2 separate regions of the Mus musculus genome follow, and region 1 is linked to region 2. Evidence: chromatin loops called from intact Hi-C (ENCODE). Cell type or tissue: left cerebral cortex. All regions are shown on one strand. Each heading gives the region's core, and the rest is flanking DNA. Links, peaks and the distances in the headings are about the cores only.

Region 1 (15,924 bases), core at 2,745-10,744, 150 kb before region 2:
GTTATCTCGCTGGGGACCTTTGCACTGAGGGGACAGAGCAACCTTCTGGCTGTATGGTATTCAGTGGGGATTCCTTTGTAGTCTGTAAAGTGATACTACATGTCCTCCTTAAGAGCCGCCAGGTGCCTCTTGATGTTCTGCACTCCTCCATGCAGTGGTGGACCCCTTGTGCCTCCTTCAGGAGCTGTGACGATGCAGCTTCAAAACACAATTCCAAAGGCAACTTTAACTAGTTTCCGTGGGCCGCCGATGGCTCAGCAGGTCAAAGCATTTTCCACACAAGCCTGATGACCTCAGCTCCACCCACAGGAAAGGTGGGAAGAGAGAGCGGGCTGCACAGACCTGTCCTGTAGTCTGCATGTGTGCTCTCTGGACTCATCGCCATCTGTCACCCTCACACAATGTGAAGAAGAAGAATAATACATTTCAATGTAATGTCTTATATGTGCTTTGATATTGTAGCCTACCTGGTATCTTTCAGGGCAGTTTTGGAAATAGGCATCCTAAAATAGGTATAATAAGAGATCATAAACATCTTATAGATCTTTGGTTTTTAATTGTATATGAGTAGTCTTTAATTTACCTTATTCCTGGTTACACTGAAAATAGTGCGTCCCTTCTCCTAGATTTGAACTGCTTTTCTGGTTTAGAGTGCATTGTAAGGTTAAATTCTTTTTTAGCGTTGAACTAGAATATCTTATTTTATATTTTGAATAAATTTAAATAAGCCTAGATGTTTTTAAGCTTTAGAATGATTGTTATATAATACTAATAATTTCTGTACTTTCTAAATCAGTTTGTTTCATTTTTGTTGCAAAGAAAATATTTACTTAATAGATTGGAGTGAATTGTGTCCTGACAGTGAAAAAAAATTAAAGATATTCTAATTTGTATGAATGTAGATAATTATCCAGAAATCTTTTGAGAAGTTGTAAACTGGGAAAAGGGAGAGATCATGTCTAGTGCTCATTTTACATAAGATCTACTCTGATCAAACGGCAAAAAAAAAAAGTTTTTTTGTTTTTTTGTTTTTTTGTTTTTTTCAAATTTTAAAGCATTACAAACTGTCCACGTGGGGTTGAAGGCACATTAGAGTATTTGCTTGTGTTCGTCTCTGAGGCCATGGCTTCAGTCCCTCTTGTCAGGATGAAATAATAAAACCTGTCCATGATTACTAATACTTGTGTTGGCAAAGCTGTCTCCTGTAGCTCTCTGTCATTAATTGATACTCTGTGACTGTTAAGGTACCTCTCCGAGTTCCTGTATGCATGGCTGATGTCAACCCTGAGCCGCGCTGACGGCTCTCAGATGGCAGAGGAGAGGATCATGGAGGAACAGCAGAAAGGCCGCAGCAGCAAAAAAACAAAGAAGAAAAAGAAAGGTGCTGTAGACCGCCTGAGTCCTGTTCTGACAGTGTCTTAGGTTAGCAGGCTGCCGGGTGTTGGAATTACAGGTGTGCGCCATCACATCTGGCTGTGTGGACTGTCTGATAGACACGTCTGTGACGAGCTCCTTGTGAGCCGAAGTGGCTGCATGTGTCTGCGGGCTTCTTTCTCGCTCGCCATCATTAACGGAAGAGAGACTGGATCCCAGCCAGCATTAGTGGTGGGCCTTGCTTCTGAGCTCCTTTGCACCTCCAGGCACCAGAGGGTCTTAGAGCAGGAGGCAAGTTGTCCTCAGTTGTACAAGCAGACTAAGTGGGAGAGCAAGCAGGAGTCCATCTGGAGTTGTCCTGTCGTGGTGGGTGTGGACAGGCAATCACAGATCTCTGGGAAGCAGACGTTTCAAAGGCTCTACAGTACTTCTTGCCAAAAGTCGTTGGTATGCTCTTTGAAGAACACAGTTGCCTAACTTGTCAGCTCACTTCAGTTGTATTATTAGTAGATTTTGGTCATAAAGTTTACATCAGAGAAGCAAAAGTGAAGTTTATGTTCAGTAAATAAGCAGGGGGTGGGGTTTTTTTAAAAAGCCAAAACCTTCTCTCATCTATGCCTACAGCACTTCCTCCTCCCTCTGCTCCTTCCAGTTTCCCAACATCAACTCCTCCTGATTCTTTAAAAAAAAAAAATAGAGCAGAGCAGGACATTTTTTTTAAATGAGTTTTTCTTCTTGTTTCTCTTAATTTAAACTTTATGACCAAAATCTACAGATAATACAACTGAAGTGAGCTGACAAGTTAGGCAAACATGCTCTTCAGAGATCTGGTACTAAAGAATTTTGGCAAGAAGTAATGTGGGAGGGAGGGAGGGGGAAAGATTATAAAGATTCTTTTCTCTAATTGCAGTTCGTCCGTTGAGCCGAGAGATCACAATGAGCCAGGCCTATCAGAACATGTGTGCTGGGATGTTCAAGGTAAGTGGTGAGAATCGAGGCTTCTGTGGAACTGCCATTCGTACAGAATGTGTTTAAAATTCCCTCTTGGGCTGGAGAGATGGCTCAGTGGCTAAGAGCACTGACTCCTCTTCTGAAGGTCCTGAGTTCAATTCCCAGCAACCACATGGTGGCTCACAACCATCTGTAATGAGATCTGATGCCCTCTTCTGGTGTGTCTGAAGACAGCTACAGTGTACTTTATAATAATATAAATTATTATTATTATAATAATAATGGTGCAGTTTAACAGGCACCTTTTCCATCCTCATATTCCTCAAGTAGTTGACACCTTACCTCATGAGTAGATGGTTCTAGCATTCCTAGGATAATAATATGTAGGAGTGGACTCTAGTGTGGCTGGCCTGAGCAATACCAGGCATTTTTGCAAGGTTCCGGGTATTAATTTTCACGTAGTACTGAGAGGTCTCACCTGAAGTTACATAAACCAAGAGGGGAAATTGGAAAAGCCCTTGGCCTGTGTGATTATGTGGCACTTGTTCCTTCAACATCTTACTTAAAGTCTCAAAGCAGTGACGAAGCCTGAGGTGTGGAAGAGTGTGTGTGATCCCATTGGGGTCATTAATCCCCTGGGAGTTTTAATGATATATCAAAAAAAATATAATTAATGTATCAATCATTGTCTTCCTCTAACTCCTCCCATGTATCCCCCTTGCTCTCTTTCCAATTCATGGTGTCTTTGCTACACACACACAATATGTATATGCGTGTATATTCCTAAATATATAACTACAACCTGGTCAGTCCATATGTTACTAGTGTGTGCTTATATGTATATGGTTTTAGGACTGACCACTTGGTATGATAACCGATTGGGGGCTGGAAGGTTGTTTGTATAAATCATGGTGCATTGGTTAGAACGGATGAGAAGTCTGTTTACTCTGGGCTTTTCTGGTTTCCGAGATAACGTCTTACATACATGAGTTGCTGGTACCTTCGTCACTCTTGTTGCTTTTGCATTCTCTTCACCTTTAGACGATGGTCGCTTTTGACATGGATGGCAAAGTGCGCAAGCCCAAGTTTGAGCTTGACAGTGAGCAGGTCCGGTATGAGCACAGGTTTGCACCGTTCAACAGTGTGATGACGCCGCCACCAGTGCACTACCTGCAGTTCAAGGTGAGCTTGCTGCCTGAGGTCATGGTGGTGCCACCCATCCTGCGGGCTGTGGGACTGCTGCTAAAGATGATGATAAGGGGATAATTGAGATTTGGGGTACACGGGTTAAGAACTTTGTGTCACATGGGCACAGATTGAGATGTTTTCAGCATTTGCTTAAGAGTCTGGGGAGCTGGAGAGATGGCTCAGTGGTTAAGATCATTGACTGCTTTTCTGGAGGTCCCGAGTTCAAATCCCAGCAACCACATGGTGGCTCACAACCATCTGTAATGAGATCGGATGCCCTTTTCTGGTGTGTCTGAAGACAGTGACAGTGCACTCATAAAGTATACATGTAAAGTAAATAAATAAATCCTTAATAAAAAAAAAAGAGTCTGTATGGATGGGTAGTCAGAAGGTTTATATTAAACATATTGTGATAAATCATTCCTTCTTTTTAGGAAATGTCTGACCTCAATAAATACAGCCCTCCTCCTCAGTCTCCAGAGCTGTATGTGGCAGCTAGTAAGCACTTTCAGCAGGCAAAAATGATCCTTGAAAATATCCCCAATCCAGACCGTGAGGTAAGTAAGAGTGGGTTCACTGTACGTCCTTGGGGAAAGCATACATCCTGCCACTGGGGGTGTCAGCTATAATGAGTCAACCAGACAGGCTGTCAAATTGCAAGAATTCCAGGTTAACCATTTTAAGTCTCTTCCCTCCACCATAGGGCTTCACTCTTTTGTCCAGGCTGGCCTCTCAGCTCCTGGTAATCCCCTTGCCCTCTGCCTCCCTAGTGTTAGGATTAGGTCATAATCTATAATACCCAGTTTCCATTATACATTTTAAATATGAAAAACTATCCAGTTACTATAGAACATTTTATACTTGACCATTTTGAAGTAAAAGGCTATTGCATTAAAAGACTGATCAACAAGAGCAAACTTTGAAAGCAAACATGGTTTAAGCATTTGATGGTTTGATTATGTGCATTATCCCCAGTGTAACTGAGATACATCTACTCTGTTAGTGAGGAGTTACTCTTGACATGTCTAAGTCACTGAGGGAACTCTTGATGCAACTCTCAGTGCCATGTGATTTAGCATTGTCTGTCAGAACCAAGCAGTGCTGGGCTCAGATGGAGTGTGCTTGCCTGTCACACACAGCACCGCAGATAAACACATGTGCACACACACAACGTAGAAGATGAACGAAGATGAATACTCAGCATAGCAGGTCTTCATTGCAAACAGCACAACTGTAATTTGGTCACCGACAAGGTCAAGGAGATTCAGATAGCAAGGGTTAAAACTGAATGGTACGCTGCCATTTCATTGAAGGTTGGCTGAAAAGACTGGGTATTATATGAACAAGTCACTTCCATTAAAAGAGGATTAATGATAGTACCTTAGGCTCTAAGGGGATGTTGAATGCCTTGGAGAAGAGAGTAGGAAAGAGATAAAAAAATCATATTCTAGTGGGGCGTGATCGCAGAGGCAGAAGGATCTCTCTGAGTTCAGGGCCAACCAGGGCTACATAGTAAGACACTGTCTCAAAAAGAAAAAAAATATATCTTCTGGCTAATAAAAATGGTAGTTACAGAAATTTGAAGGAGGTTCAATAACAGAAGACATTTCCTTCATTTATTCAAAGTCTTTCCAAGCACCTATTATAGCAGAAATAGCTGGTATGGGCTCAGGGCAGGTCGGTAGGAGTCATATTATGTATTGTACAGAGTGTAGAACTCCAACCATTTTAAATAACCCATTTTAGTAAATTCTAGAAGGTGAAGTAGGTCACATAGGCATTCAGGGATGGACCAGGACCCACATGCAGGACAGACCTATCTGTCCCTGGAGTATTTGGACAGCCCCAGGGACTTGGGACTCATGTGGCTGGAGTGGGTAGTGAGGGAGGAGCTGTTGGAGTGTGAGCAGTGGACAGACAGCTCTGACTTGTGACAAAGGACCATTCTGTGCTGCTAAAACTGACCCGTGCAGCAAAGGTGGGAGGAAGCCGGAGCAGTGGTCCAGTGAGCGGTGCAGTGGGTAATCAGCCCTGATGTGGGATGCGGAAGGAGACAGGATGACGTGAAGGGTTTTAGCCTGAGCAGCTGAGTTAATTGATCTATAGGGTCACAGTGTGGCTTCTGACATGTCAAATTATCATCATCATTATTTTTATATTTTGAGATAAGGTCTCATCCTGTAGCTTAGACTGGCCTGGAACTACTACCAGGCTGCCCTCACCCATGGCAGGCAGGTCCCTTGCTCAGCGTCTCAGGTCTGAACTTCTGTCTCCCTTTCCTGTTAGATGTTCAGGTTGCTATCCATCTCCCGTCCATCCTGCCCTTGTTTATCTCCACAGTGGTCAGGAATGCAGCAGTGGGAGCTTCAAGGTTACCTAAGGGAAACCTTGGCTTTCCTATGATCGATCCTGTGTTCAGTGTTTAGAGTAGTAATTGTCAGAGAGGACAGGACAGCCCGTCCGTCAGGAGTGTTTCTAAGCTTCACACACAGCCATGCTCTCCTAAGGGGTGTGCATGGAGAAGTGCAGAGCTGGGCTGTTTCCTGTCTGTGGACCCACGACTGTTTGTGCAGCACAAGGCTGAGTACACTGACTCAGTCCTCAAAGCAGTTTTTATGGGGTGAGAGAAGTTGTCTAAGGACTGATATGAGCAGCTCACTGAAGAGAGCTTTGCTCTCGGGTGAAGCCACTACATGGCTCCCTGAACACCCCTGTGCTTGGCTGCAGTCCGGCAGTGGCAGAGGCACTCCTCTGTGCAGACTTAGCTTCCTGCTGTGATGCTCGTGTTCTTCTTGTTTCAGGTCAGTAGAATCCTGAAGGTTGCCAAGCCCAACTTTGTGGTTATGAAGCTCTTAGCAGGAGGACACAAAAAAGAGTCAAAGGTGAGTGTGTTGTAGGGAAGGGAGTGCAGAGCTCCTGTGTACTGTCACAACAAAGGATACCTACCCTCTGTTCCTCCTAGAAGAGGCTCAGCCACCACTTTTCCTCCAGACGGTTAGAGACTTAAAATCTCAACTTTCTTTTTTCCCACTCCCATATAATCACTGACTGCCTTAGGACAGTTGAGGAAGCATGGAGCAGAGTCAAGAGCTCAGAAATGGGGCCTGGGAAGAGAGTCGGTGGTCAGGGTGACTGCCTCCCGGGCTGACCTGATCAGGCGTGAGAACTGGAGCCTGCCCAGCAGGACAGACCCTACACCCACATACAAATTAGATGGAATAAAGAATTTTAAAAGAAGTCCTGTAAAGCAGATTTGGGGAGAGAAGGTACTTAAATGTCACCTGCTTTAGGGAGGCAGTGGCTTCAGTAGTGTCTTAGTTAGGGTCTATTGCTGTAGAGACACCATGACCACAGCAACTCTTCTAAAGGGAAAGTTTGGGGTAGCTTACAGTTGCTGTTGTGACAGGAAACATGGCAGTGTGTAGGCAGAGATGGTGCTGGAGCTGAGCGTTCTACATTTGGATCTGAGGCAGCAAGGAGAGACTGTCACACTGGCCAGACTTGAGCCCACCTCCACACTGACACACTTCCTCCAACAAGGCCACCCCTCCTAACAGTGCCGCTCCCTATGGCCAAGCATTCACACACATGAAACTATGGGACCAGTCCTAGTCAGACCAGCACAGGTAGTCACATGTGGTAGAGCCATGTGTCCACATGTGCATGCATAGAAGCAGGGCCATTTCGCTCAGGGTATTGGGCGTGTCCTCAGGATGGGTACTTTTTCACTCAGTCGTGACTGGTGTGTAAAACAGGGCTCCCTGGACCTGGCACTCCCCAGTTCAGCTAAATTGGTTGCCCAGCAAGCCCCGAAGACCTGCCTGTCTCCACCTTCCCAGCACCAGAGTTCTGGGCATGTGCTGTCGTGCTCAGCTTTTACCATGGGTGCTGGGAATCAGACCTCGGGCTCGCATGCTTGTGCTGCTTGCACTGCAAATCCTGTACCAGCTCAGCCATTTCCCCGGCCCCAAGACTTAAACGCTGATAAGATGTGGCGTTGATATGGAAGATCTGACTTGTTACCCTAAAGCTGAACTGTGTTGCTGTCCTGATCTGGTTGAGCACTTTGTCTGAAGTCCATTTTCCTTGAACGTTCTCTGAACAAACAGCTGGCTAGGTATTTTCTGATGATCTGACAGGAGAGCCTCCTTCCTCGTTTCTGTCCTCTGACTGCTGCTGTTATACCAGTGTCTGTTGCACTGTCCTATTTCTGAAACACAGGAACTCTAACCATGCACATGGAGCCACTGACTTTCTGGCTTTCTTTTTAGGTTCCTCCCGAATTCGACTTCTCTGTTCACAAATATTTTCCTGTTGTGAAACTGGTTTGAAAGAGACTGCAAAGATGACCGTGTCCACTCTAGGGAAGACATCAGTCTGCCACACATGGTGACAGAAAGTGGATCTCTTGAATGACAGACAGCTTGCTACAAGGAAGACTTTTCAGTTTACCACCCTTACCTAGAGAGGATGAGAACTGCTGTTTTAAAGTGGTTTATTGTACTCCATGGGGTAACTGGGCTGGAATGCATTGGTGAACGCTACATGGTTTGATTACAGACTTAATTGTAAACATTTTTTTAATGAATGATTGAGTGAAATAGTGTTTGTAAAGGTTAATAAATTTCTTGACAAAAAAAAAAAAAAAAAAAGCTGCCCTGTGGAGAACTAGAGCGCCACCTTCCGAACAGGCAGTGCCAGCGTTACCCAGAGTCTGCAGGTGTAAGCCTCTACTCCCAAGCTCTGAGGCTTGCAGGGTCAGGCTTCAGTTACCCTCAGCTATGTACTATGTTTGAGGCCCACCTTGGCTACACGAGATTGTGTCTTAAACACCAAACAACCCTAAAACTTGAAGTTTCAAAACACAAGATTTATTAAGGATTTAAGATTCTGGTCAAATTACAAATTGATTTTGAGGTAAGAGGATCGCTAAAGTACATGAGGATTGTGACTGTGTTGTGACACAGATTTCTAAGGGTCTTTAGTCATGCAGTTGAAGGAAAACCACATCACACTGCAGTGTCTGCTGCTGGTATCAGGTAGGAGTTTGTAGGCCGCTGAGTTTCAGGTCTTGTTGGAAAGTGGTGCATCCCTTTGTTCCAGCTGAAGTCCCAAGTGCCCTGAGGTGTAGGTTTTGTTCTTGGCCACCAGCAAGAGACCCCATCCTTGATTTGCTGCTCATTCCTCTGCTGGTCTTGTCACTGGTGTGCTGTGACAACTGTCTAAGCCCGTGGGGTTTCCCATTTGTACTCTGAAGGGGCAGTGCTTTTAGCAGAGTGAGCCACCCTGAAATTCAATCTGGCTTTGTGGTTTGGCCTGACTATTGCTAGTTCATTTGGCTTACAGCAAAAATGACTCTAAGATTTCAGTGGCCTAACTCTAATGTGACAGTGTTCGTTGGTGCTGAGGATGCGACCCAGGGACTCACACATACTGGCTAGGTAGAAGTTCTCACGGAGCTATGCCAGCCCAACCCTGTGGCACCTTCCATTTCCTAGAAACACTGAAGCATGCCTGACTGGACTTGATCAAGATGCTAGCGAAGACAGGATGTTGGTTACTTCCTGGTCAGTACGGAGGTGGTATGGCTCAGCTGTCATGCATGGCTATTGGTACCCTGGAATCTTAGAACCCAAAGGGTAGAATGTGGCCCTTACCTATTGTACTTGTTAAAAAGGAAATCAGCACAGCCTGTCAGCAATATCTACACTTTAAACCCAAACCAGATTAAGGTAGAAAACAAGCACTAGAAATACAAAGTCCCCTTGAGTTTGGGACCTAGGAGCAGAAAAGGTGTAAGAACAGTCCATCTGAGGCTCTGGCAAGTTAAAGTGTAAAGGAAAATGGCTTGTGACATTAAACAGTACTCATCTAAACATGGGGTAGAACTGGGTAGTTCTGCAGTGAGAAACAACCCACGTCTGCCATAGGGGTTTAAATGTGTGCTTTAAAGAGGCACAGACAGCTGGACCACCCGGCATCCACTTCACTGCAGGGATCTTCAGCCCCTGTGCCTCTAGTGCTGCTGCTTCCTATTTAGCCAGCACTTCAGAGTCAGATCAGCCACTCTTCAGAGAGATCGTTTCTGGAACGAGTCGTCAGTGTGACTGCAGTCAGTCTGCAATCAGAAGCTGCTGATCGGAATCAAGACTTACGATGCATTACCATCAATGAACTACAAATCTTTCAAAACTAACATTCACCTTGTGTGTTTTTCAAACAGTATATAAACTTGGGAAAAACAGCTCGTGTTGCTCTTGCCTTCGTAGGAATCCAGCTTGAAACCTGAGTATCCTCCAGCAGCCAACCCTTCCTCTTGGACACCTCTGCCCATGCAGCCTTTGTCCAGAGCGCAGTGCAGGCACTGCCTTTCTTAGTGAGATGAGTGACTTACTAGAAACTCTGCCCAATCAAACAAACACAGACCATAGGTGCTCGCATTGTCAGTAACTTCATAGTGTTCTGTACATCAAAAGAATAATGAAGGTTATTTAAACCAGTCTTTTTTAAAGTAACAACTCTCACTGATATTTGAGACAGGGGCTTTCATTCTTGCTCATCTTAGCTTGGCACTCACTATGTTGCTTTAGGCTGGCTCAGAACTTGCAGCAATCTCCTGCCTCAGCCTTCCGAATCCTGAAGTAAGCCAGATATGGTGGCTGTCTTTTAATTAATGCAGTTTTTGCACAGAACAGCTTTTGTATAGAACTGACTAGTGGTGTTTATGCTGACGGTAAGAGCTCTAGGCCATTGATGGTGGAATCAAGTGTGTGCAGGAGTGATGAGCTACTTAATATCTGTGGACAGAAACTGGCAAGCGGCAGCACAAGGAGGGAGCCGCTGTGGCCAGCAGCTGCCCTCAGTCTACTCTGTCTTACACTGCAGGGTGAGGAGGTGCTGCTGCCTAGACAGGACAGCCTCATTTCTCTTTTTGGTGTTGACCTGCTTAAGAAATACCTGTTAATCAAAGCTTGATCAATTTTGACATCTCTTGTAGACACTTTAAAAGTACCCCCAAACTGTCTGAGATGGTCCCATTTTTTTTTCTTTGCAAAATGTACTGATTAAACCCCACAATAATGGGCCGACGTTCATTTCGCTGTCCATTTCACAGTTGAGTCACAGTGAACCCCCGTAGGATCTCTTCAGGCTTGTTGAGGAATATGAATGCCTACTTGATTTAGAATGTGGCTCTGCCTTTCACTCCCGACGGGCACATTTATTATGCCTCTCTTCTGAGCGTCAGCATTAAGAACTAAAATGCAAAAACAATTATTTCAGTATTAAGCATGTTGGGGAAATAGTGTGGGCAGGCAGGTCTCACTTCCTGGCAGGTTTTAGTTATCATAAAGAGAACTTCGCCTTCCACAGCATCACTGCCGCTTAGAATTGCGTGCCCATCTAGAGAACAAAAGAAATCACAGGTACAGCTAACTGGCACAGGACAGAGCTGAGCGGTGAGGCAACACTGGGCTGTGTGGCCTCCTTGAAAAGGCAGCACTAATCCTGAACAAGTGGGACAGCAAGACAGGACACAAATCGTCCAGCCATGGTAGCTGCATGCTTACAATTCATAGTGCTTTATAAGAGAACTGGGGAACATGTCCAGAAGTTAGGCTCTGTGGCACGCAGATCTCAACCTGGAAAACACTGAAGAAAACTAGTGCTCAGAGCTGCAGCGCCATAGAAAGCAAGAAGCTAACCTTCCAAAGGTCATGGATTGAGTAAGGGGCAGATGCATTAAATTCCCAAAGACTGGTTGACACTGACTGCTGTATGCAGCCCAGAAAGGCAGAGTGAAGCACTTTCTAGGTCAGTAGCACGGTACTGCTGATGTGTGCTCGGAGTCAGAACAGAAAGGCGCTTTGTCACAGATCCTGCGTGAGCGTCTCTAGAAGGCTCACAGCAGACAACTAGTTCAGAGGCATCTAATGATTGGACTAACACCTAGTGTGGAACGACTAGAGTGCCCTGGGCATCTTGTTGGGAAAGCCCTGAATCACTAAAAGCAAGCCTGTGATTTCTGGGACACCTTTGCTCTAACCCTGCTCACCACTACCCCACTTTGCAGGTCTTCTAAAGAACACAGTTTCCCTGAACAGACAACTACTTACAGTGTTACAGGAAGGTGACTACTCCCACACCACCCTGTTCTTACCATTTATATTTCTGTCATTCCCTGCAAGGGCTGCCTGCTTCTCCCTCTCAGATTCTGCTTCGTTTTCATCCATGTCGTATTCATCTCCTGGGTTCTTCTGGCCTCCCCCTATGAAACCAGCACACCAGACAGACAGAGCATCATTTTATTCCTGATGTCACTGGAACGCCAGCACCAATACACACTGTCACCCAACCTGTACCTCAGAAAGTAGCCTGACTGATGGCGCTCACACCCAATACAAATGCCATGGCGAGTACCCAGAAAGGCATCGCTTCAACACTGAGGCTATAAAAGTCAGCTCTGTGCAACGCTATAGGTGGAACAACAATGTGAACTAACCAGTAACCCCCCAGAGCTCCTGTCTCTAGCTGCATATGTCGCAGAAGATGGCCTAGTCGGCCATCATTGGGAAGAGAGTCCCCTTGGTCTTGCAAATTTTATATGCCCCAGTCCAGGGGAACGCCAGGGCCAAGAGGTCTGAGTGGGTGGGTAGGGGAGCAGGGCAGGGGAGGGTATAGGGGACTTTCGGGATAGCATTTGAAATGTAAATGAAGAAAATACCTAATAATAAATTGGAAAAAGGAAAAAAAAAGTCAGCTCTGTTGACTGAACCCTGGCACACAAAAGCTGCAGGCTTTATTCCTCACACACACACACACACACAAACACACACACACAAAATCCAAAATAAGCCATGATTCAGTCTGAAAATGACGAAACTAAATGCCTTTTTGAAAAGGAAAATCAACAAAATTAAGGAAAAGCACCACTGTTTAAGGAACTAGGCTAGTGGTGGGGGATGGCAAGCAATGGCTTCTCAATGACTCCAGTGGAGAGAAGGGGGTAACTACTGCACCTCCATGTCATGTACAGAATTAGGCTGGTCACAACCATGTTCTGCTCTGCAGAAAGAGCAACCAGGAAAGATCACAGAATGAAGACGAGACCACAGGTTTCTCCCGAACATCTAAAGTGTGTGTCATATGAGGAGGCCTGGAACATCTGCCCTGCTTCAACCGTGATGTGGAAGCAGCACAGAGCGCTCTGTCTATTTATAATCTAGGTGAGGTTACTAGTGCATGTGGAAGCAGGCACCCCACATAGGCCTGGTAGCCCGTGTCTACATTTAGCCGTGACACTTCATGTCCGTAGTCAGACACTTGAGTGCCACCAGAGTGGGGTTCCTCCCTTCCCTCAGAAGCATCTTTTTGCTGTAGGTGTGGAGCAGGGTTCTAAGCAGTGACACTCAGTGGGAGGCTGATAAAATGCACCCTTATCTAAAACAACAGACGACACTGTTCCAAGAAAGGCTGAAAGAATTAGACACATTTCCTCAATTCTGTTATTGGATCCAGCTGGGAGCACGGGGGCCATTGGTGCTCCTAGCTCCAAGGCTTGGAAAGTCCCCATATCCTTAAGGCAGCAGAATACACTCAAGATACTTAGCTGAACCAAGCTCCTACTCTTTCTAAAGAAGAGGGAAAGGAAGGCGGAATTCAACGAGACACTGTTCCTCAGATGCAGTAACATCCTTTGTCACGTCTTCCTTCAGTACTTCCAAGACATAAGCACAGAAGCAGGTGGAAACAGGTGACTGCCCACCCGGCCGCCTGCCCAGCCGCCTGCCCGCCTGCCAGGAAGCAACATTTAACCAGCTAAGCTTCCATCTCAGCATGCCACACACCCTGGAAGTCCCTTTAATATTGTTCTCTTGATAACGAACAAATAAACATACAAAGGAGTGAACAAGGCCACTTGGTAAAATTGAAGACCTGCTGACAAGCAGGAGCTTAGGGACCCAGAGGCACCCACCTTCCTCTGATGCACGCTGCTGCTCCTGCCTATCCCGGATGACAAGCTGCTCCCGCTCAGGGTACTGAGAGTCCTCCTCAGGCCTGGCCAACAGGCCAGCTGGTAGCTGTGTGTGCTGATCGAGTTTCTCAGCTCCTACCCGAGTGCCATCCGCCACCGCCTGCCCTTGGATGGATGCCTGTTGGTGCTCCTCACCGACAGCCTGAATCTCATTGGTTTCCTCTGCACATAGAACATAGGTGTGATTGCAAGAGCATTCTTTGTTTGGGGGTCTTGGGTGTGTGTGTGTCCGTGTTATTGTTTTGTTTCATTTTTATAATTTTTTTTTCATGATGGGGTTTCTCTGTGCATCTCTCTGGTGGCTGTCCAGGAACTTGCTTTGTACACCAGACCGGCCTTGAACTCAAAGATTCTCCTGCTTCTGCCTCCACAGTGAGTGCTGGGATTAAAAGTGTGCACCACCATGCCTGGCTGCAGGACCATTTTAACTAAAACAAAAATAAAAGGACTGAGCGTGGAATACACACCCATCATCCTGTCACTTAGGTAGATCAGTTCACGAGGCAGGAAGATCAGTTCAAAGGCCAACTTTGGCTACATGGTCAGTTTGAGGCCAGCCTGGGAGACTGCCTTAGGCAAAACCGAAGAAAAAAATAGTAACATTAACTGCAAGAAATGCCTGCAGGATACCTGGGATCTCAAGATTTAGGGGATGAAGGCAGCAAAGTCAATTCAAGGCCTTAGCTGCACAGTGAGTTCCGAGGTCAACCAGGCTACACGAGAGCTTATCTCAAAAAGCAAAACAAAAAAGTGTCAGCCCTGGATTCCTGACATCGCCAGAAAGAGTGGCTTCAGAACAGCTTGGAACTTGTGTTTTGATCTCCACTACAGATCAGGGGCTTTGGGGCTGCAGGTCATCTTCAGATTAAACAACAGGGAAGTGCCCGGTGTGGTGGTGAATGCCTTTAATCCTAGCACTCAGCAGAGACAGGTAGATTTCAGTGAGTTTGAAGCCAGCTTGGTTTACATACAGAGTTTCAGGATAGCTAGAGCTACATTATAGAGAGATCCTTGTCTCAAGACTAAACAAAACCCAACAAACAAAAACATCAGAAAATAACATGGATTTGTATATCCCCAGACCCCCAGGGCAGTGCTAGGCTCTCAGTCATTTCAAGCCGTGGGAGTCCAAGGGACACCAGCCACCTAGGACTCCGTCTCTGCCCTTCAGTCTCACGATGTCCCTGCTACTCTAGATTAAGGCAACTTCTGTACCTGTACTTATATAGCTGACAAGAACAAGCTGTTAGTTAGACAGAGTAGAAGCCTGTAGCCCCTATTCCAGAGCCCCAAGAGAAAGTATACCAGCCCACCCCTTTTTTGAGAGCACAATGGCTGTGTTCCAGAGATAACCAAGGTTGTACCTCATACTACAGTGGGACTTGGTAATGAGTAAGAGTCACCCAGGTGGTACTGGTTTTAAAGGCATGAAGGGGTCATGCAGAGCAGCTGAGGCTCAGCACTGTGAGAGGCCATGGAAGGCCATTGGTGAAGGTGCAGCCTCAGTTGCAATTGATGGCCCAGGACTGAAGGAGTCATGCAAAGGATTTGAGGCTTAGCACCATGAAGAGAACCTATGGGAGGCTATTGTTAAAGCCAAGTTACAGTGGAACACAGCAGCGTTTTGGAGATGCCAGTACCATGAGATGACCACTAAGAACAGCAGCAGCAGTGGAGTACAGGCAGCTGGAGCCTAGAAGACAAGGTGTGTGCTACAAAGGGCATGGCTGGAGAAGTGACCCAAGCCCTTGGAGGAGCCCAGAAGATCGTGAGTTGGATCCCAGACATTGGACAGTTGGAGTTTAATTTTTGCTTTTGATTGTGACTGTGCCCTGATATTTTTCCCTCTTGAAGGAAGAAAATATTTTAGGGGATCCCACAGATAAGAGACTTTTAATTGTAAAAAGACTTTGGATTTTAAAAGATACTGGATATTTTAAAAGGATTGAACTTTGAATATGTAAAGATTGTGGGACTTTTAAAGTTGTTTAGACCTTCTCTGCTGCATCCAGCCACAATCAATTCTCAGTGTCTGTACAGCCCAAGACACTGTTTCCACTTACCATTCTGCACCTGTGGCTTCAAACCCAAGCTCTCTGAATTGGGGGCTGGAATCTGGGACTTGTTTCTGGGCACATCCCCTTTCTCTTGTGGCATCTGTTCCTCTGATGGGACTTCTTCCTGAAGCTTGGGCTGAGGCTTGAGGGCCTGGAGTTGAAACAAGCACAGGACTAAAAGAGTAGCTCATGGGACCCTCATTAGTAAGTAAGAACCCGGAACTCAAACCATCATCTTCCCGGTCATGCCCTGTCATGTGGCATAGATCAGGAGACTCGTGGGTAAGTCCAGGTCCTACAGAAAGTAAGGCAGAGGAAAAT
Region 2 (15,924 bases), core at 3,663-11,662:
AAAGGACTACTTATTTTTATGACTTCATTTTTATGAGCACAACAGTTCTGTCAATTACTTAGAGAAGGAAGCCCTCAAAGATGTGCCAGTGGTGCTGTGGTCGTCCACCGAGGCCCACACTGACAGGTGCTTGCATTCCATGCTATCATTTCTACAATGAGCCATGAAGAATGCTTGTAGACCCTATGTACAGCAGTATAGTCCACATGTCCTTGATGTGCGTCCATACCACGATCCAGGAACAACAGAGAGAATCCCCTCTTGGAAATCAAAAAGGGGATGTGTAGGGAAAGAGGGCTAACTCCTCTGGTGAGCAGCACACTATTTTTAGAGTGCTTTGAAAGAACTAAAATCCATGACGCTGTAGTCATTGAATTCTGGCCCTCATATTTTTCTTTTAAGTTGACTTTCTATTAAAATCTTCAAATCTCTGGAGATTGGTGGTATAGTTAGACTATATTAAAATTTTTCTTTTCCTTATTAACAATTTCATTAAAATTTAAAAAATTACGATGCCCCTCAACTGTTACGTTGAAGCCTGATCTGTGTCACTGTGTCCTGTGCCATGAACCTAATTTCCCAAGTGGCCACGGACACCTGAGTGGCATTTCCAGTGCTGCAGTTCCTTCCCTCATGATTCCTGCTGGGTCCTCTTCACTGAGGCTCTCCCCTGAGTCATATATTTACTGGAAAGGCTACCTAGGAGGGAAAACAAAATCCAACATAAACGAAAAGAATGGTGTTTGAGCAAAGTCACACAATACTTATTGTCAGTTACTGACAGACACGTGTCCCACCACAAAGGGCACTCGTCCTGAGTCGAGCAGTTAGGCTAGGTATAAACAAGTGCACAGCCATCAGAGGCACTGGGCAGTGCTTAGACACTGCTTCCTCAGTGCTGGTAAGGTACAGCCCCGAGGCTGTTCAATGCAGCCACAGGCAGGCACTGAGGCTGGAAGAAACATTTTGAAAGTTCTTTACATAGGATATTCTTTTTGTTTGTAGCTCACAGACTGCAAAGAGATCGCTGGCCAGAAATTAGTACCTCATACCATTACCCTTTAGAAGTCTAGTAATACCTTATGGATGTACAAGGAGAAAATAAAATTCTCTGTACTTAATTAGTAGTGAAGCCATCCACAGCTTACAACATGTACTGTGTTCTGGAGTCTGAGCACATACAAGAGGGAATGAGAGCCCATGTGGCTACTACTGTACAATGAAGGCTCTACTCAAACCAATGGAAGGAATGCAAAGGGTTTAGTAACTGGTACCATGCCAGCTACAGGTTTTAAAAGCAGAATCTCATTGTGAGGCCTTGGATGACTTAAAATTCATTATGTAGCCCAGGCTAGCCTAGAATTGCTTTTTGCCTGCTTCTGAGTGTGGGGATTAAATACTACACCATGACCACCACACCTGGCTTGCACCCATAACTTCTGAGGGGGAGAAGGAAGCTAGCTCCCTTCTTAAACTGTCACTCTTGTCATTTCCAAATGAAGTGTAGAATTAAATGTAAGTAAAAGAAGTCAAAGCGCAGCAGTTGTCCACATTTTCAGAAGCATGGACACAACTTTCCCAAAGCAGCAGCTTTAGCAATGCCCACCACACAAGCTTTCCCTTTATTTCTTTTCAACCAAATGGCCTGACATTTTAAAATTTAGAGACAGTCTAAAAGATTGGTAGCTATCTGCCCCATTTATGTATATTTATATAACTTTATCACTGACTAGAACTTTAAGGCCTATTAAAACAACAACAATAACAACAAAAATCACACCACTACCAAACCATTTTCCCGCCATATGACTGTGTGTATGAAATAGTTTCATGTTTGTGAATGCGAATATGTGTTTGGACACTGTGTGTGTGTGTGTGTGTGTGTGTGTGTACGCATGCACATATGATGGAGTCAGGGCTTGGTACTGGATGGTCCCCCCATAGTCTCCTCCTTATACATGGAGGTGGGTTAGGTAACTATGCAAGTCTGCTCTGGAGCTCCCTCCCTCCACCCCCTATGCGATGGATTCCTAGCAGGCTGCCATGTTACCTAACACTTACATGGATGCTCCGATCCAAACTCTGGTCCTCTTTATACCCACTGAACATCTCCCCAGCCCCACCAATGGCCTTTATGATAATTTAAACAAGTACTACTTGCTGAGACATCAGAGGAATGCACCTGTTAGCCGAGATGGCAAAATCAAAGGTAAGAGCACAGCTGTCCATCAACATGTGCTCATTAAGGAAACTAGAGTGGGTCAGAGACTTAGTCTACAAAGGGGCTCAAGGGAAACTATTTCTACCTACAACACAGACATGGGTCACATGTTAATATGTGACAGCTGTCACTAACTTACTTTCTGAGCTATTTTATTGGCAAGAACAAATCTTAGCAATCTATAATTTTTTCTTGTAGAAAGCAGAATACAGTTTGTAATAAAATTTCCCCATAATAAATTTAAGTTAGTAAGTTTTTAGTTGTAGGATTTTTTTTTTTTTACTGAGATGAATAACTAATAACTTCTTTATAACTAAGTATATGTTAGTTGGCCATGGCATTTCTAGGTCTATAACATCTACATTTTTTTCCCCACTTTTTTAAAACTTGAAAAATTATAGTAAAACTCAACTTTAAAGATGTGTAACCTCTTAAGCCCAGCAGTGCTGCTCTCTGCGGACTTGGGGACAGTGTGGGGACCAGGAACCTTCTCTGCACTCACGCAGCTGCTCAAGTGTTTGCACGCAGCTCCTCAGCAGTCAGCTCAGAGCCGAGAGAGCGGAGGTGTGTGCAGGGCAAGGGGCGCCCCCAACACATGGAGTGGAAACCAGAAACATGCAATAAACTGCTCACACTCTGTGTTCCTTCATGTGCCTAACATCAGGAACATCAGTACTTTTCCTGTGTGAAATGTTTTGGGAATATCTGCTTAAGGTCAAAGTTGCTTAAAACAGCATTCTTTTAGTCTGATTATACATGTACATCTTAGATCTTCAAACTCCCAGATCTACAGGGAAAATGAAGCCACTGACTGGTGCTGTCTGTGGCTCACACCCTTCCAGAAAGCTAGGGTCATTTGAAAGTCAGTGTGGTTATGTGATATAGCCCACCTCTCTTCCCCAACCTCGATCAGCTTAACTGTGGGGCACCATTCCCCTTTCACTCTGTCTACTGGGCTTGGAGGGTATCCAACAGCACTCTGATTGTGAAATGGTGTGCTCCATGGAGAACAGCTATGACTCTTCCTGAGCGGGACTGGAGCTCCTGTCCCTTGTCCCTCTTCCTGCTTGTTTGTCACGTACAATGCTCTCCTTCTGGTCTAAGTGCAGTTAAGACCTGGAGAGCTCTGTTTCCTTCAAGTCACATGCTCTTATTCTGCACACCAGCACAAATCCCAAGTACTTTAAATTTTATGTAAACAGATACGACACCATGGTTGGGAATGTCACGTAGACAGCAGTGTCTGCCCACCATATATGAAGCATTACATGGGGATTCCAGGGCCACATGACACCCTAGCTTAAAAAAAAAAAAAGTTCTCATTATTTCAGTGTTTCCTTTCCTCACTAAAGAAAACTAAAACAATCGCAAATACTTAAGATCATGCCTCTTGGTGCTGAAAAAACTTAAGGAGTTAAACACATTAACAATTCCACTATTTTTCCCCCCATGAACTGCATTCATAGTAGAAATAATAGCCCAAAGCTTCCTCAACTCTCCCAGAGTGGTCAGTGTCCTAGCTTCACAGAAGAGGGAGAAAGGCCAGGAGAGACAGCTTATCCTGAGGGGCAGCTGAAGACTTCTTGCTCTACCAAAGTCAGCATTAACAAGTCAGTACTTTCCCTAATATTAGGATGGCATTCCCTAAATCCACAATGGATGTCTGAATGCAGCTAATCTGTGTTCTACATGTTATGACACACCCACTCTGTGACACTGCTGTAGTAAAAGTTCTATAAGCGCTGTCATTAGAAATTTCACTTTTCTGTGTTGGGGATGGCTCAGCAGTTAAGACCAGGGTTTGGTACTTAGGACCCACACAGTGGCCTACAAGCATGTGTAACTCCAATTCTAGGGCATTCAACAACCTCTTCTGACCTCCACAGGCACCATGTACACATGAAGTACATATAGGCACACACAGGCAAAACATTCATGTACATAAAAAGACCTCCGAGTTAATTTTTAATAAATGACACAAGAACTTAAAAGGGACGATTGCTCATGCTCTCTGGGCTTACCTGCCCATTGTTAGCCTCCTTTAAAAGAGGTAAAGAGAGACCAGGGCTGGCTGATTAAGCAAAGCTGTCCCAGGAAGGACTCCGTTTACATTTTCTCACAGTTTTGTTCTTTCCTATGATATTGCTGAAAAAGCCACTTTTACCTCAGTTTTTTCCCTCTTTTTTGAGAGTCAGAAGACGACTTGAAATACTAGCAAAAGACCTTCTTACCCTGGTATCACACCATGTTCTCTTGAGTAACCCTCCATAGGCCTGAGATATGGCAGAAGGGGGCTCTGCCCTTCACACCACAGCCCAGGCTAAGCAGGCTCCTTTTCTTGGTATTCTGAACCTAGCTCCCAAAGCCTAGGTTCTCTGCAAAGGCTTCACTGAGCTCAGATGCTAAGCCCGGTGCTGAACTCAGTTTCCACACAGAGCTCCAAGCAGCACCTAACCAAGCACTTCCTTCACTTGTACTCTGAGCTCAACTCTGGCGCTTTCTGTTCCTCCTTTGACCATCTTTGTTTTTTTTGATTTCCATGGTCCACATGCATCCCTTTCTTCCATGTGGTTTTACTTGCTAGAAGATCTTCCTGAGTATAGTGGGTTGAAATGCAATGGCCACAATAACAATATTACACTCTTCTGCAGCCTGGACCAGTTAAATGCCAGCAGGCTCATTGTAGTGGCTATTCCTGGTTGTCAACTTGACTATCTCTGGAATGAACTACAATCCAGAATTGGAGGGCTCACCTGTGATCCAGATCTTGAGGCTGGAAGACACAAATTTCTGACCTGGATCTCCGCATGGAGATCTTGAGGCACAGTGGCCATGAAAAGGTTAGGCCCAGGAAAGGCAGTAGATGCCTTTAATCCCAGGAGTCTAAGGCAAGGAGATCTTTGAGTTTAAGGTTAGCATGGGACAAAAAACAGGTCCCAGATCCAGGTGTGGTGGCACACATCTTTAATCTGTACCACACCTTCTGCTGGAGACCTACATAAGGACATTGGAAGTAGGAAGATTCACTCTTCTTTGCCTGCTTGCACTTACTTGCCAGCACATCTGTTGGAACCTACATCTACAGAAGAGCAGCTGAAACAACTAGCCTCGTGGGACTGAGCAACTACTAGATCCTTGGACTTCCCACTCACAGCTGACCATTGTTGGGGTAGTTGGACTCCAGACTGAAAGTCATCACAATAAATTCCCTCAATAAACAGAGACATTCCATACATTCTGTGACTCTAGAGAACCCTAATACACTCATATACTCAACTGGACACTGGCCTTCTCTAGACCAGAACTCCAGCTACCTTCAGTTCACCACTGACTCCTATTTCTCCTCAGAAATTTCCTTTATTTTTCTGGTTCTTAGACAAAGCCTGTCGTGTCATCTGATCCTGTGTATCCATGTCACAACCCGATGCATTCATTTTGCTGGTGTTGTCTTCAGAACACAGATGTGTATGGTTGTCCTCCCTGGCATTCTCCACCCACATGTGACCATCGTCTCTACGCAACTACCTTGGTAAATACTTGAGTGGCGTCAGTGTTCCTGTCCTAGCCATTTACTACTTCAAAGAGCACCATCCCTCCATCACATCTGTAGCTTCAAGAAGCTAGACTCATCTACTCCAAGTTCACCTCTCACTGCTCCTCCATGCCGACAGTTAAAGGTCTACCAGCCTTCAGCCTGACCCTCATCTCCTGTGATTCAGCTGCCTCAGGATGCGATTTTATTAGAGAGGATACTGCATACTCAGCATCATCTGTGCTTTTCCTGCTTAAAGCATCTGTCACCATATGGCTACCCTTTATTGTTGCCTGCTTCTCTCTATTGTCTACTCCTGACAAGAATGTAGAGGAGGAGCTTTGCTGCTCACCGAGAAGTGTTCAGTGCTGGGGCTGGTGCCCTGCAGTTAGAGACAGTCTCAGCAGATATTTACTGAAGAGATAAATGAAACAGTTGTCTGGGTGCAGAGTGGAGGGTTCAGGTTATAACTTTCTTTCCTTACTCTGGAGCATGGCAGCTAACATTCACAAGGAGAAACCGTGAGGGCACAGCAAAGACAAATCCACAGCAGTTACAAATGTGCAAGAAAGGCTTCCATGGCTAAGGGAGCAACTCTTCCTCAAATGAAGCAGTCACCCAGAGAATCTGAAAACTACACAGGCTGCACTTACCCATTGAACATCAGATAAGGATCAAGGTGGAAGCAAGGCAAGAGGGTTTTTTGTTTGTTTAAAGTTCCCTTGAGAAGTTCTGATATCCCTGTCAGAACCACATAGGAAAGGAAGCATCTCAAAGGCATGTGGTAAAATATTCAGAGAAGAAAACAACACATATCTGATCCTTTAAAACCACATACCTGACTGGGGACTCAAAAATATGGTTGTTTTTTGTTTCTTTTTGTCTTCATGTAAAAGCACTGCCTAAAAAATGAAATAGACTGGTTTACAAAAACTGAAGATAAAGCAACAGAAACAGCCTCAGACCGCATCCAAGAAGAGCTGGGGTTAGGCACGAGGTTGGCCCAAGTTAGTTGGAAAGACAGACATGAATGCAGGAGCCATCTACCAAAGCCCCTACTACCAGGGCCCAACAAGCCTTCCCACACAGTATGTGGGAGACAGAAGGAGCAAGCACCAGAGGCCAGCCGGGAGGGCCCAGCACACAGCTGCAAGCACTCCCAAAGGCTGTGAGGGTGAAGAGGATGGGGGGGGCTCCCCTCTCAGGTTTGGGCTGGCGTTTACCTGAGCAACTGGTCTCAATGGGCTAGGTGAAGAGTATGCAGACACATAATCTGACTTACACAAACCTACAGAAAGAGAGGAACACTTTTGTTCCTACTTTAAGTTAAAGCAACAGTCTTTTTCTAAAATGTTTTAAGACATATTTTCTGATGACATGATGGAATTCTACACAATCCACTGAAGGAATGATGGGGAAGGGCGTTGAACTCTGGGCACAGAAACATTACTGAGTTAGCACCACGAAGCACTTGCTCTACTCTGACCCCTTCTGTTCGCAGATGCCAACTGCTGACACTAGTTATGAGTACTGCATAGGAAGTAGCCAGGCTTCTAGACTAGGACTTTTTCTTAAGGTTGCTGATCCCTAAGGTTAGCTGCCAGGTGTACAGTCAGGCTGACAGAACTGCCACTCTGAAGCTTGTGTGTGTGTGCACATGCATGTGTGTGCATGGGTGTACACGTATCTGGAAAAAGCTAACCTCTGAGTCCATTCCTCAAGAGCAACCCATTTTGGTTTTTTGAGGCAGGGTCTCTCACTGGCTTGGTCAGGCTAAGCTAGCTGTTTTCGAGCTTCAGGGGTAGATCTGCCTATCTCTGCGTCCAGCACTGGGATTAAAAGAATCTCCTACACTGCTTTGCTTTTTATGTGTATCCTGGGACCAGAACTCAGGTCCTTGAGCATGCACTAACTAACTGAGCTCTCTCTCTTTTAACATTCTTTTTAAAGAAGCCATGCAGTATTTTTTTTCTTTTTTTAGATTTATCTTATTTATTACATATACAGCATTCTGCCTGCATATATGCCTGCAGGCCAGAAGAGGGCACCAGATCTCATTATAGATGGTTATGAGCCAATATGCAGTTGCTGGGAATTGAACTCAGCACCTCTGCAAGAGCAGCTAGTGCTCTTAACCTCTGCGTCATCTCTCCAGCCTCCCTGAGCTATCTCTTTAGGCCACAACTCTTTTTTTTTTAATTTTTCTTTTTTTTTTCTTTTCTTTTTTTTTTTTTTTTCTTTTCTTTTCTTTCTTTTTTTTTTTTTTTTTTTTTTTTTTTTTTTTTGAGACAGGGTTTCTCTGTATACCCCTGGCTGTCCTGGAATTCAACTTTGAAGACCAGGCTGGCCTCAAACTCAGAAATCTACCTGCCTCTGCCTCTCAAGTGCTGGGATTAAAGGCGTATGACACCACTGTCTGGCTCTAGGCTACAACTCTTAAACAGTTTTGAGACGTGTTGGTCTTGCTACTAGACAAAGGGATGCACCTGGGGGGGTGGGGGAGGAGGCAGAGGACAACTATGCTGGAGGAGGAGGAGGGTACCAGAAGATCTGTTTCATGCTGTTTGTAAACACAAATATAGTATGTAAGAACAATTTTGGTGAAACTATGTTAACTTGTATCTATACTGTCTAGTTCCCTAGCTTAAAGGAGGCAACTGTTTGAGCTAAGTGAGATGATCGGTAACTATACTCCTACTGAAATAGTGCCAACCTGACCCTGAGGAGCATGTCAACTGAGTGCTAACATATCAGCATTTTAATTCTTTTAATCTTGTCTCCTTATAAAGGAAAATCAAGGTGAATGTTGAGGTTAAGTCCCAAGCTACTTAGAAGAACAAGGCTGGGGTTCAGCTGACTCAGGCTGGGGTACCCAGAGCCAAGTCATCCATAAACACTCGAGCATTGCATAAATTCTCTCTATAAAGCTCCTTAGAAAATAAATGAGGAGAAGCTGGGCATGACAGCACATGCTCGTGACCCCAAAGGCAGCAGGAGATACTGAGTTTGAGGCCAGCTAGGGCTATGCAGCAAATTCTAGGCTGGCATTGATGACAATAGTGAGTCTCTGCCTCAAAAGCCCTAGGGGGTGGGGAGTGTAGGGTGAGAACAGGGCACATAAAACTTTCAGTCTTAGAAGTTGAGACAATTTGCCTGGCAGACTCGATTTAATAAATCACTCAAAGCACCAGAGTGCTGAGAGGAAGGAACCACAGAGCTGCCCTCACCAGCACCCTTAGCAGAAGAGCAGTAACAGCTACTCTCTAGTGTTCCTCAGCTACAATTATCCAATTCACCTAGGCTTATCCTACAAGGCAGTACAGTATATAAATTGTTCTGAAGACCATAGCATACACAACTTAAAGGCATCCAGACAGTGTCTTAACAGTCTATTAAAAGGTACTTATCCATGGACCAATTCACATCCAGCAATTAGAGGTGATTTAGTTTTGTGTTCAAGACAAGGTCATACTATGTTGGCTAGGCTGGTCTTTATTCTCCTGGGTAAAGTGTTCTTCCTGCTTCAGCCTTTTAGGTAGCTTTGGTTATAGCCATGGACTACTGCATCAAGAAGACTTGTGGTTGACTCTCATCTGTGGATCTGTGGGCTGTTACTATGGTCCCTGATAGAAAGGTATTAAATAAGGGCTAACAATGAAACCCTTCCCAGTACTCTGCAGACAAGAACACTGTCAACAACCGTCTATTCTCTTTCCTGCTTAGAGTGTGTGGGTGCAAATATACTCATTTGTACATGGTGGTAAGCCACCACCTCACCCAGTGTCTAGGCAGTGCTGTGACTTACAAACGTACACAGTGAACAGCATGCCTCTAAGTGTGACTTGCTTACTGGATACTGAGACAATGTTTATATGGACTGGAGAGGAGACTAGCATTCATTGACTATCTTAGACTTTCATAAGGCTACCTAGACCCAGGAATAAGCAATTCAGCTGTACCCAGGGTGTGTGTGAATGGGATGGGGAGCTGCAGTGCTTCCTTACACAACCGTCCTTAAAGAAACCGATACAAAATGTGAAAAGCCTCTAGACCTCTTATATCCCTTGACCATGAACATCACGGTTTCTGGAGAGTTGTCTGTACCTGGAGAGCCTTTGAACTGTGGGCATTCCTTTTTAATGTGTCCTTCTCTTCCACAGATGAAACAACGCTTTTCTCTCGAGTCTCTGTCGTCCTGTCTCTTCCACTTTTCTGTGGGCGTCCTGAGGAGCTTCTCCCGGCCCAGGTCGACAGCTGCCCTCACTGGCTTGGCTTTCGCAGCTGCACACGGTGTGAGCTTATCTTCTTTTGTTGACACTTCCTTTTCTGTGTACTTGTTCTGAATCTCTTTGTCCTCTTTGCTTCTTTTTTCTTTGCTCTCAGAGTACCTTTGGTTTGGGGTATCTTCCTGGTCTCTCCGTCGCCTCACTCTAGTGAAGATAAAATACTAATAGGAAAAGTGTCAACAGAAACTTATGGGAGTATCAAGATGTGTCCAAGTGTAGAGATAGCTAGGACCATAGAATGTGAAAAGGAGGCCGAGAATGTGACAAAGCCTGGCTTCTGTATTAAGATCTCTGCTGTCCTTCAGCACCCACAGACTGTGGGTAACAGGTGGCCACTCAGAAACCAGCACCCACAGTTGCCCCAGTCCTTACAGAAAGTCACGTGCTATAGCATAGCACATACACATCCTCTCAGTTACACTGTACTGTGGAGAGGACAACAAGAAAAACAAGTCTATGTGTTTTGAACCCAGATGCAGTGAGTTTCCAAACACCCTGCTCTGCAGCTGCTGGAACTGTAATCTTTAGCGCAGAGCCTGCCTGTCACCAGTGCTGCAAGCAGTGCTTCCTGCTGAGACTCAGTACCTGCCTTCTAAAATACATTTCTTTTTACTTCAGGTCCATTGGTGTTGTATTTACACGTGTGTCTGTGTGAGGGCGTTGGGTCCTCTGGAACTGGAGTCACAGACAGTGTGAGCTGCTATGCTGTTGCTGGGAATTGAACCCCGGTTCTGTGGAAGAGCAACTAGTGCTCTTCACCATTAAGCCAGCTCTCCAGCCCCAGTGCCTGCTTTGATACCTGCATGATGAAACTCAAATCATATGTGTAGTGGGTTGCTGGTCAGCCTTTTTGATGTATTAGCTTTTATTAGGCAATGAAAATTTGAACTGTAAGACTTGAATTTCTCAGAAAAATTTTAACAATGGTTTTAAGGGGTTCTATCTTCAAGAATGTCAGAGTCACTTTTTCCTTTGTTATAAAGAGTGACTTTCTTTCATTTATACGCATATACATATGTGTACCATATATAGTAAGTGTCCATGGAGGCCCTGGAATTGGAATTACGGGTGGTTGTAAGCCACCAACTGTAGGTGCTGGGAATGGAACCAGGGTCTTGTGCACGAGCAGTTAGTGCTCTTACTGAGCTGCATCCTCACATATTGTTTGTTTTTTGACGTAACGCCACACAGCCCAGGCTGATTTCATATTCCCTTTGTAGCTGAGGCTGGCCTTGAACTCATGTTTCTCAGCCTCCCAAACACAGGAAGTAGTAATAAATGGTACCACCCCAAGGTATTAACAATTTCTTTCTGCTCTGCTGATTACTATTTCTTAGATCCCAGATTGTGACCAACTTCCCTTAAGTGTATTTTGAAATGAGACTAGCACTGTTTAGTTGAAAGCAAACCACTGTCAGCCAGGAGAACAATGATCCAAGCCGACCATAAAGGTACCCCCTGCCTCTCAAAACATCAGCAGGAGAAAGCATGGTGCCCAAACACCTGAGCTACTGAAAATAATTACTAAGGATTAAACTAATTTAAAACCAAACCCAAACCCAAAATAGGGAAGAAAAAGTGTTTAACCTGGCGTGAGAGCCAGCCCGCAGCATGTGCACCCATGGCCACATTTACATCAGTTTATTTTCATTTTTAAAAAACAGTATTACATTTATATGAAAACTGCTCAATTTCTGTTGGGTTGGTCTTGCACGCTGTGTATTCAGATGCTGAGTTCTGTGCCCCAAGATCAGGCTGCAGTCAGGACATGGGCATTGTACTGACCCATGTGCTATGAAGAATGCTCTCCAATAATCTCTGATTGGATAATAAAAGGCTGGAGCCTGTGACTGAGTGGCAGGAGACAGGAGGGTGGGACTTGAGATTGAGTAGAGGGTCTTAGAGGAAGGAAAAAGGGGACAAAGGAGGCCAAGAAAAAAAAATCACCCTGAGGAGACACATGGAACAGAGCAAACAAAGGAAGACTCAGTTGACAACTAACTCAGCCCTGTGGCTGGACATAGGTGAGAACACTAACTCAGTCCTATGGCTGGCGTAAGTTAGAACACTAACTCAGGCCTATGGCTGGACGTAGGTGAGAACACTAACTCAACCCTATGGCTGGACATAGGTGAGAACACTAACTCAGCCCTATGGCTGGGCATGGGTTAGAACACTAACTCAGCCCTGTGGCTGGATGTAGGTGAGAACACTAACTCAGCCCTATGGCTGGACGTAGGTGAGAACACTAACTCAGCCCTGTGGCTGGATGTAGGTGAGAACACTAACTCAGCCCTGTGGCTGGGCGTAGGTTAGAACACTAACTTAGCCCTATGCCTGGATGTAGGTTAGAACAGTTGAGAACCTGCCCTGTATAGTGCCAACAGCTTATTAGTAAAAATAATACGTTTCTGTATTTTTGATTTGGGAGATATATGGGCCACAGTGGGGCAGAAACTCCCATGAAAATTTCCAAGTGTCTTTTTTCTGTATCAGTAGACTCACATTTAGAAACTGGGACAAGAAAATGAAAACCCAACCCTTCCCTTCGGAACTGGTGCTTACTTCCTCCTCATGGGACAGTCCTTCATGAAGTGCCCGATTTTCCCACAAATTCGGCAGCACCTGTCATTTGGGGCCAGTTCTCCCTCAGTTAGGACATCCGGATCAAAAAAGTATGCCTACAAGAACACAGCTGTGTAAGATGAACTGTGAACAAGACCATGGCACACCATGAAATCAGTGTGAGAACAGGTTGGTATTTTAGTATGTGTACCACTCATCCCCAACACACCTGCACACCAGGGAGCAGCACAGTGACACAATAGCTGACACAGATCATCTAAACTATGTCTTTTATGCCCTCAAGTTGGAGGGCACTGACATATAAGACATAATAGTGGCTTCAATACTGCAGCAGAAGCTGAGGTCACAGAGAGCCTGTCATGAGACAAAATGGCTAAACTGCAGTGAACTGAGAAACACACAGTGCAAACTCTGTATTAAAGTAAGGCAAAGAGCTGCAGGCTAGTGCTGCTGCTGCTGCTGCTGGTGCTGCTGCAGGAGGAGGCTGGGATGATGCATCCCCCCTGCACACCTCCTGGAGAAATCACTCATCTGAACACACTGTGTAGGTGAAGGAGCTCTTGAACAAGTACGAGAAACACCACTGTAAATGTCCAGAGCAGTGTCTGACAGGAGCTCGACTATGATTTGCTAGAAGTGCCTACTTGCCCACATGCAGAAGCTGAATCAGTGCTCCTGATTGTTCCTGTTGTTCAAAGGGGACAGAGTTCTGGATAGAGAAGGAACATGTCTGGAGAGATCTATTGCAACAGAGTGGCTAAAGTCAATGATAAACATTTCAAAGTAACTACATATTTCCAATGCCACACCATGAAGTGACACAGGAGGAAACAGACACACCAGCCAGCTCGATTCAACCACACCACATTGCAGACTTATTTGGTGCTCAAAATGTGCATCTTAATTGTTCTCTGGCATTTCTATCAAAAACTCACCAGTTTTGAGGGGTTGTCCTTTGGAAATCCTTTGACTGGAATTCCAAATACTCTTCTACCATTGATAAAAGCTTTCATTATAAAATTTGTCACTATAAGGGAAATAGTAAGAGTTCAATTACATGCATTAAGAGAACAAGAAATTGCCCAGGTTAACAAACAAGAGGCACTTACTTTTCCTCGATAATCCAGCACCAAGATTGTGATTCAAATCGAAGGGATCTGAGTAAAGGAGAGAGAGAGAGGGGCAGGTGAGACAGCAGGGGAGACTGCCAGCACTCATCTCATTACCTTGGCGCACACACACACAACAGTGCCACCTTCTTTGCTCATCATCCAGAGTTATGCACAGCTCAGCAACAGTCAAACCTACATATCAGGTGAGATTTTCCAAAAGCATGAGTAAGAAAATAGCTCTGTATCATCTTTATGATCTTTATAAAAGTTCTTCTTATTGTCCAGGTTGCCTACTTCTGGAGGAAATCCTGAGGAAGACTCACTAACCAGGTCATTTAGTGGTGTCCATTCTGTGTCACAGTAGAAGTTGCAAACATAAATAAACCAGGTGTGCATGCCATGCCTCTGATCTCATCACATGGGAGGCAGATGCAGAAAAACAAGGGATTGGAGGCTAGCCTGGGCTGTGTAGCTGAGTTCCAGGCCAGTCTGAGCTATCGAGTGTCACTATAATGGTAAACATTGATTATCAAGGGCCAAGGAGATGATTCACAAGAACCATGAAGAGCCAGATGCAGAGGACAAGAACACTTGGGATGAAAGAGGCAGCTGGACAGGTGCAACTGAGTGGACGTACTCTTCAGCATGCTTCTAAACCCAAATATTATTTTATAGATGATTTAAAATACTATACACATGACTAATGATCTGGTCATGGTCATCATATGAAGATCGATATCATTTTCTTCCTAAAACAGCACTGAAAAAGACAGAGGGACAAACTAGGATCCATCCTTTTAGAGCCCTCCATGCAGACGTGAAGAACTACATTTGCAGAGCACCACAGCGGGCGTCTGGGAGTGAAGCTAGGCACCATGATTCTGTCCACAAAGCTTCCAGAGGGCAGGCACCAAGCTGGGGAACATGACACTCAAAGTCAGTCAACTGGAGCACAGACGACAAGTGCCATCATCCCAGGCTTGCCCTTTCCTGCTGGTGTGTGTGTGTGTGTGCGTGTGTGTGTGTGTGTGTGTGTGTGCGCGCGTGTGTGTGTGTGTGCGTGTATGTGTGCGTGTGTGTGTGCGTGTTTTACAGTTTGGGTGTTTGCTGGTTATAAAAGGCAGATTGTACATTAGTTACCATACAGTTGGAAGCATTGCTATTAATCAGGCCTGGTTGAGAAGCTGAGCAAAGACTGCTTTGGCTTTTAGGTTAGCTCCCCAGTACTGGGATTAGATGTGGCCATCACACTCTCAGTTCTGCCTTTTTCTTTTTAAAGTTCACTTAGTAAGCTGAGCAACAACAAATGACATGGCAATCTGCCTTCACTAATCTGTGCTTTGATAGGAGCCTCTAGAACACAAGTCCCTACCATGCATAGCCCAGGTAGTGCTTATGGCACTGCGTCAGTACTGCTCGCAGTAATGAAATAATCACAAAATTCACACTCCATCTATGTGACAGTGTGATAAGAAAAGGGTCCTGTGAGACCAAGAAGACATTTTCTCAGTCCCTTCCCAGCTCACTTTATAGCACTTGACCTTCATTCTGTCTTCTTTTTTATTTATTTATTTATTTTTTAATTTTTTGGTTTTTCGAAATAGGGTTTCTCTGTGTAGCCCTGGCTGTCCTGGAACTCACTCTGTAGACCAGGCTGGCCTCGAACTCAGAAATCCGCCTGCCTCTGCCTCCCAAGTGCTGGGATTAAAGGCGTGCGCCACCACTGCCCGGCTTATTTTGTCTTCTTAAAAACTGAATCCCTACCACTTAGGAACAACTAACTATACACGTCAATGGTTTCAGTGGACTGTTGAATTCAGTAGGGTGACTTGATTCAACTGCTTCGCTCCTGGGTGCCGGAGTCACACAGAGGTTTGGGCACAAGGTCCATCAGGAAAGGACTCTCTCTGGGGTCAACACTGAGAATCATTACAGACAGTCCTTTTCCCAACAGTATGTAAAGGGCTAAGAATCCACCTCTACTGGCACTCTCCATCCCTCAGTAAAGACTTATTTTTATTTTAGTTTTAAACTTTCTTATAAAAATATCACCCAGTAGAATTAACCAGACCCAAAGTCTATACAACTCTCTGAGCCCCCGAGCATCTGGGACAGGCATTCGAATCTGGAGCTGTGGAACTACACACTAAACTTTACACATTTAGTACTGAGTGCTTTATGCACTTA

The links. A loop is a pair of places that touch in the nucleus more often than their neighbours do. Peaks named below come from ENCODE experiments on the same cell type or tissue, not always from the same donor. Only the 100,000 strongest peaks of a DNase experiment are listed, where the experiment ranks them.
Region 1: it touches region 2 in a loop (2.5-fold over the local background); 2 of 42 quality-filtered maps call a loop at or near these places.

The regions. Positions count from the first base shown.
Region 1 is chr13:59,626,634-59,642,557 of GRCm38, forward strand. It overlaps Naa35 (N(alpha)-acetyltransferase 35, NatC auxiliary subunit), which reads left to right. Exons shown (of 23, transcript NM_030153.2): 18 at 1,245-1,381; 19 at 2,285-2,352; 20 at 3,367-3,507; 21 at 3,948-4,070; 22 at 6,315-6,395; 23 at 7,785-8,165. The coding sequence ends at 7,844. Golm1 (golgi membrane protein 1) reads right to left here. Exons shown (of 10, transcript NM_001035122.2): 7 at 15,610-15,754; 8 at 13,487-13,708; 9 at 11,672-11,779; 10 at 8,363-10,768. The coding sequence ends at 10,659. Among named protein-coding and RNA genes, the nearest start is that of Golm1, 41 kb to the right of the region's middle. In left cerebral cortex, for the core only: no CTCF peak of the experiment used is centred there; a DNase peak (open chromatin) is centred at 7,699.
Region 2 is chr13:59,772,161-59,788,084 of GRCm38, forward strand. Tut7 (terminal uridylyl transferase 7) reads right to left here. Exons shown (of 27, transcript NM_001373962.1): 23 at 13,735-13,782; 24 at 13,561-13,652; 25 at 12,605-12,720; 26 at 9,858-10,183; 27 at 1-699. The coding sequence ends at 632. It overlaps Etohd2 (ethanol decreased 2), which reads left to right. Exons shown (of 2, transcript NR_015349.3): 2 at 1-1,520. Among named protein-coding and RNA genes, the nearest start is that of Etohd2, 10 kb to the left of the region's middle. In left cerebral cortex, for the core only: CTCF peaks have their summits at 7,241 (motif pointing left) and 7,786 (motif pointing right); a DNase peak (open chromatin) is centred at 7,253.